Linked DNA regions of Homo sapiens: region 2 is linked to region 1. The links are chromatin loops, found by intact Hi-C in ENCODE. Cell type or tissue: mammary epithelial cell. All regions are shown on one strand. Each heading gives the region's core, and the rest is flanking DNA. Links, peaks and the distances in the headings are about the cores only. Region 1 overlaps UCK2 (uridine-cytidine kinase 2). Region 2 overlaps LRRC52-AS1 (LRRC52 antisense RNA 1).

Region 1 (2,908 bases), core at 137-2,636:
TGGGAGGATCACTTGCTCAAGCCCAGGAGGTTGAGGCTGTAGTGAGCTATGACTGTGCTACTGCACTACAACCTGTGTGACAGAGCAAGACACCTTGTATTAAAAGAAAAAAAAATTTTTTAAAGAAAAAAAAAAAAGAATGGTAAAAGCCCCTGGATAAAACTGACCGGGGGAAGAAGGTAGAAGACAGAAGATGGTGAGTTTGTTGTCAATTTGGGCTTCATCTCAGCCCCAGCCCACCATTCTCTAGGCCATGGTTTTCTTATCTTTCACTGAGTGATTTTTTTTTTTTTTTTTTTTTTTTTTTGGCAAACCTCTGTGCATGAGGTAGGTGGAAATGGTTAACCATGGCTGGGTCCTCAGCCTGGCCTGGGCTCCATGCTGCAGAGGGGGCATGGGTGGGAGCTGGGAGCAGTGAGCTGATGCCTGATCAGTGGGTCGCTGGACTTCTGAACGCAGGTAAGTGCATGCAAGGAGGCAGCGTGCAGCCCAGCCCTCTCGGGGCCCAGATTGCTTCTTGTTAACAGTGAGCTCTCCAGGAGTGCCCTGCTTTTTTAAAAAATTCACACTGAAATTTTGTTTGGAGCAAATGTTGCTTGAAACAAGAAGGCTGTTGGCCTCCATGGACAGCCTTTTGTTTCAAAGAGCATTGTGTCATTGCCAAGTTTGACCATTGTAAGATGTCAGAATGTAACTTGTCTTTTCCGAAGCCGCTGCTGATCTGCTCTTGGTCAAGCCTCTCAGGATTCCAGCTTGAGAATCATCTAGAGTAATTGTGGAGCCTGTGGGAGCTAGGTCCACCCCATGAAGGGCGGGTGTGTGCTGGCTCCTACACCGTTTTTTGATTCTTGTTTTCCCTTCTCTTACAGTATTAAGGGACATCAGCGAGAGAGGCAGGGATCTTGAGCAGATTTTATCTCAGTACATTACGTTCGTCAAGCCTGCCTTTGAGGAATTCTGCTTGCCAGTGAGTTGTGTTCTTGGTTTGTTTTTGTTGAATGTAGAATTTAAAATTTGATGATATAAACGAAGGTGTGCAAGTTTGTGGAGCTCCCCTGCCTGAATCTCACTCCTCTCTCTGAGTGATCCTCTGTCCTGAAGTCCTAAGAGAGGGCAGCCCTTGGTCCTTGTGTCCTCTGTGTTCTCCAGGAGCCCTGTCCTGCTGTTCTTTCTTTGGGTAGCCCTGTAGGGTCCTGCCAGTCCTTAGGCAGGTCATTTAATTCCCAGCTAGTTCTAGGTTTCTTGCTTGGTGGGGTCATGGTGTGAGACCGTTTACTGAGGGTGTATCATATCCAAGGAGAGTCCTCAGCCATTTGGATCTCTGAAGGGTCTGCAATGGGTGACGTATGGATGCACTGGGTGCTGTGCCCCGAGATGTTCCCCTCTGAGCCTCTCCTGCCATCACCACTGAGCCCTGCTTTGAGCTTGTCTTTAGCTCCCATTTGGAGACTGTCATGCCTTACTGGAATAAGCTTCCTTCCCTTCACCCTTGCAGACTCACCAGTCCTTCCTGTGGCAGCTAGGAATTCTCTAGTGAGGTGGCTTTCAGAGAAGGAAGAACACAGAGAGTTGGCCCTCAGCCCAGGAAAGACAGGAAGGGGCATGTTGAGGGAAGGCTACCAGAGACAAGAGGTGTGGTGTGCTGGGGCTGCAGAAGGAGAAGTATTTAACTCAGGAGAATCCTACTGAGTCAATGAGTCTTCTCCAGCTTGGCCAAACCATGGTCTGGCTCCTGAATTATTTATAGTTAAGCTCTGAGACCGGGAGGAAGGGAAGGAAGAGCTTGGGACTTAACCTGGTCTTGGTTGAGATACACTGGGAAGGCTGGAATCTCTGAAGACATTGAAGATTTAGAGTAAGGCTGGGTATTGGAATTTCCCTATTTATTCTAACAATAAACTTCATTCTTTTTCTTCTGGGAAAATATCTCAAACTGTCTTTGTTTCTTTAAGGATGTTACTAGCTTTTACAGCAACCCATACTTGACTTTGGTTTAAATGCGGGACAGGTGGACTTTTTGAGCCAACTGAGTAACATTGATGCCCTATCCATTGCCCTGGAGACTATTGAGTTACAAGAGTAGGTTACTGGAAAGAGACCAGAGGGGGCTGAGGAGCTGTGAACTTCTTTCCACCCAGTTATCTATCTGAGGACCTCTCCTGTTATTTTTGACTTAATAAGAACACAAAATGAATTTATTATTGGATATCAGTCATATTTAACTGTCAGTTTTCTACGTTTAACTTAGTTGTAACAAAGCTAAAAATTCTGCAGACGTTTTCTGGGTTATTTCTGCTTGCTTCCACTGTCCAGCCACTCTTTGCTCAGGGAAGATCAGCTCATTCCCCTGTAAGCCAGGAACTTGGACCTGATAAATGTCTGCTCAGTTCAAGTTGGGTTTGGGGCTGACACCGTTGCCTTTCAGCAATCCTAGGGCAGAGGCTGCACAGAGTAAGATGCCCACATGCTTGAGGTGTGGTTTATGTGTTCTTATGCTAGACTTAGTTTGTATGCCAGGATGCAGTTACTTGTAGAATGGTCTACAAAATCTCAGTAAATTTGGACCAACAAAAAAGAAAAAGAAAAAAGAAATATGCCTCTTTGTGGCCTGACTTTCTTTCTTTAAAAATTGGGTAATAATAGAACCTATGAACTGGTCATCAGTGAAGAATACTTTTTCTGGTTTTACCCTGTGCTAGGAGTGAACAGTGTCATGTTTCAGACTATGTGTAAAAGTCCAAGGTGAACCAGTCCCCTGGAAAGTTTGGGTTTTTCTAGTTCATATTTGTCCTAGTGGAATAGAGGCAATTAAGTGTTTGGCTTCAAAGACCATGTTCTCTGCATAGGTCATAAGCTGAAACAGTGTTCAGCGTTAGAAATGAGAACTTGGTTGGGTGCAGTGGCTCAC
Region 2 (2,908 bases), core at 171-2,670, 420 kb before region 1:
CATGATAAAATCATATCTAGTTAATGTGGTGGTATATCTTACCTAAGCATTTATGTCTATAAAAATGAATTTATGTGATTATCTGCTTTACATTTTAGTATCAAAAGAAGTTATATGTATATTTTAAAATAAACCACACCTGTGGCTAAGCTTAGTGTCTGAAATGGTATCACCAGAGTAACTGGCAACACCTGTACTAGTGGCACACTGTGACTCCAGGTTTACATAACTCAGCGGACTCCTCAAGTTTCTGTAAAGCTAACTGCAAGCCTATACCTCTCAGAGAATAATATTTTTCTTAAAAGTTTCATTGCTTTCTTCAAAAAGTGTTTGAGCATGACTATGTGTAAAGCATTGGCCATGGAGGATACAGTATGATCCCTGTTCATGAGAAGCTAACATTCTAGATATTAGCTAATACTCTAGATTCAACAAGGAAAGTGATCACACCTTAAGAAACAAACGCAGGCCGGCGCAGTGGCTCACACCTGTAATTCCAGCACTTTGGGAGGCCATGGCCGGTGGATTGCCTGAGCCCAGGAGTTTGAGACCAGCCTGGGCAACATGGCGAAAACCTGTTTCTACTAAAAAATACAAAAAGTTAGCCAGGTGTGGTGGCACAATCCTGTAATCCCAGCTACTCTGGAGCCTGAGGCAGGAGAATCGCTTGAACTGGGAAGGCAGAGGTTGCAGTGAGCTGGGATCCCTCCAGCTGCACTCCAGCTGCACTCCAGCCTGGGTGACAGAGTGAGGAGAAAGAAAGAAAAAAGAAAGAAAGAAAGAAAGAAAGAGAGAGAGGAAGGAAGGAAGGAAGGAAGGAAGGAAGGAAGGAAGGAAGGAAAGAAGGAAAGGAAAGAGAGAGAAAGAAAGAAAGAGAAAGAGAGAGAGAAAGAAGAGAAGGAGAGAAAGAGAGACAGGAGGGAGGGAGGGAGGAAGGAAGGAAGGAAGGGAAGAAGGGAGGGAGGGGAGACAGGGGAGGGAGGGAGGGAGGAAGGAAGGAAAGAAGGAAAGAAGGAAGCAAGGAAGGAAGGGAAAGAAAGGAAAGAAAGAAAGAAAGAGAGAGAAAGAAAAGAAAAGAAAAAAAGAAAGAAAAGAAAGAGAGAGAGAAAGAAAGAAAGAAGGAAGGAAGGAAGGAAGGGAAGGAAGGAAGGTAGGGAAGGAAGGAACAATACTCCGAGTATATGAAAGAGGGCTATGATGTAACCGTTACTTTGATAAATATCAATGTTAGAAGAGGTCTGACATTGACTGACAAAGACCCAATGTCTCCAGACACCTGTGTTAAGTCCTAAGAAGAACGGGGAGGGAAAGTAGGGGAGGGGAAAGGAAGTGACTTGGGAAATGAGCAATAAAAGAGAGAAGAGTTTGGGCCCAAGATGCCTCTGGCTATGGTTATTTCTTGTGTTCCAAACAGCTGGCTGTGTGTTTGGAGTTCTGGATGACTCACCACGTAGGAGGAGTGCTGCGGGAAGAAAGGAGAAAAACCACAGAGGAGGGAAATCCCCTTCAGCATCCTTGGGGTGTGGCTGTGGCATTCTGTCTCAAGGCCTCACACAGGCCAGCTAACATCTCGGGCTTCAGTGCTTGGAAGCCATTTAGGGGTGATTTTAAGACTCTTCCAGAAACCCAGGGGCTCATCCAGAGAGGAAAGGGACTTCATTCAGCTTCCTTGCTTATAAACCTAAGCAACCATGGGTGAAGAATCCCTGCAAAGAAAGAAGAAATATATACTTGTCAAAATGGAGATGTTCGCTTGAGTCTTCCTACCAGGAAAAGAAGAGGAAGTTGGGGGGAAGGAAGAAGACTAGCTTTGAGCATAGAATTTCATACATTACAAACGGGGCTGCACTGCAAAACCACACAGCCCTGTGATTTAAGCTCCTCGTGTAGTCTCAGTGAGTTCCTGGGTCTTCTTATAGACTGATTTGTATCCCCCTGCCTAAATTCCTATATTGAATCTTAAACCCCAGTACCTCGGAATGTGACTATAGAGATAGGGCCTTTAAAGAGGTGATGAAGCTCAAATGAGGCTGTTGGGGTGGGCCCTAATCCAATGTGACTGGTGTCCTTATAAAAAGAAGAGATGAGGACACAAAAAGAGGCACGAGGAACAAGAGTGCACAGAGAGAGGACCCCATGCAGAGGCAGCAAGAGGACTGCCATCTGTAAGCCAAGCAGAGATGCCACAGAGGAAATCAACCTTGCTGGTACCTTGAGCTTGGACTCCCAGCCTCCAGAACTGTGAGAAAATTGATTTCTCATGTTTAAGCTGCCCATTGTGAAACTTTATCATGGCAACCCTAGCAGACAAAACACTGGGGAAAGAGCTCCCATACAATTTGAATGTGGTGTCCCGGGAGGGCCTCAACACATGCCAGCTAAATCACTGCTGTTTCATTCCTACATCACAACCTGACCTCAGACCATTACTACAAGATACTAACATTTGAGTTTTCCCACCTGCCAGACACTATATTAGGCTGCTTTCTCACATATTACCTCATTTAATTGTTAATGCAAACCTGAGGCTCAAAAGAGGTTAAGTAGTTTCCCCAAGTGTATTAGTCCATTCTCACAGTGCTATAAAGAACTATTTGAGATTGGGTAATTTATAAAGAAAAGAGGTTTAATTGATTCACTGTTCTGTAGGCTGTACAGGAAGTGTGGCTGGGAGGCCTCAGAAAACTTAATCATGGTGGTAAGCGAATGAGAAGCAAGCACGTCTTACCATGACAGAGCAGGAAAGAGAGAAAAAGGGGAGGTGCTACACACTTTCAAACAACCAGATCTTGTGAGAACTCAATCCCAGCACTTTGGGAGGCCGAGGTGGGTGGATCACAAACTCAAGAGATCGAGACCATTCTGGCCAACATGCTGAAATCCCATTTCTACTAAAAATACAAAAAAA

Evidence for each region. Peaks named below come from ENCODE experiments on the same cell type or tissue, not always from the same donor. Only the 100,000 strongest peaks of a DNase experiment are listed, where the experiment ranks them.
Region 2: it touches region 1 in a loop (4-fold over the local background); 1 of 110 quality-filtered maps calls a loop at or near these places.

What each region holds. Positions count from the first base shown.
Region 1 is chr1:165,902,313-165,905,220 of GRCh38, forward strand. UCK2 (uridine-cytidine kinase 2) reads left to right here. Exons shown (of 7, transcript NM_012474.5): 5 at 870-967. Among named protein-coding and RNA genes, the nearest start is that of MIR3658, 4.2 kb to the right of the region's middle. In mammary epithelial cell, for the core only: no CTCF peak of the experiment used is centred there; a DNase peak (open chromatin) is centred at 1,569; H3K27ac peaks cover 1,492 bases.
Region 2 is chr1:165,480,902-165,483,809 of GRCh38, forward strand. LRRC52-AS1 (LRRC52 antisense RNA 1) reads right to left here. Exons shown (of 7, transcript NR_026744.2): 6 at 1,448-1,706. Among named protein-coding and RNA genes, the nearest start is that of RXRG, 37 kb to the left of the region's middle. In mammary epithelial cell, for the core only: no CTCF peak of the experiment used is centred there; a DNase peak (open chromatin) is centred at 1,430; H3K27me3 peaks cover 236 bases.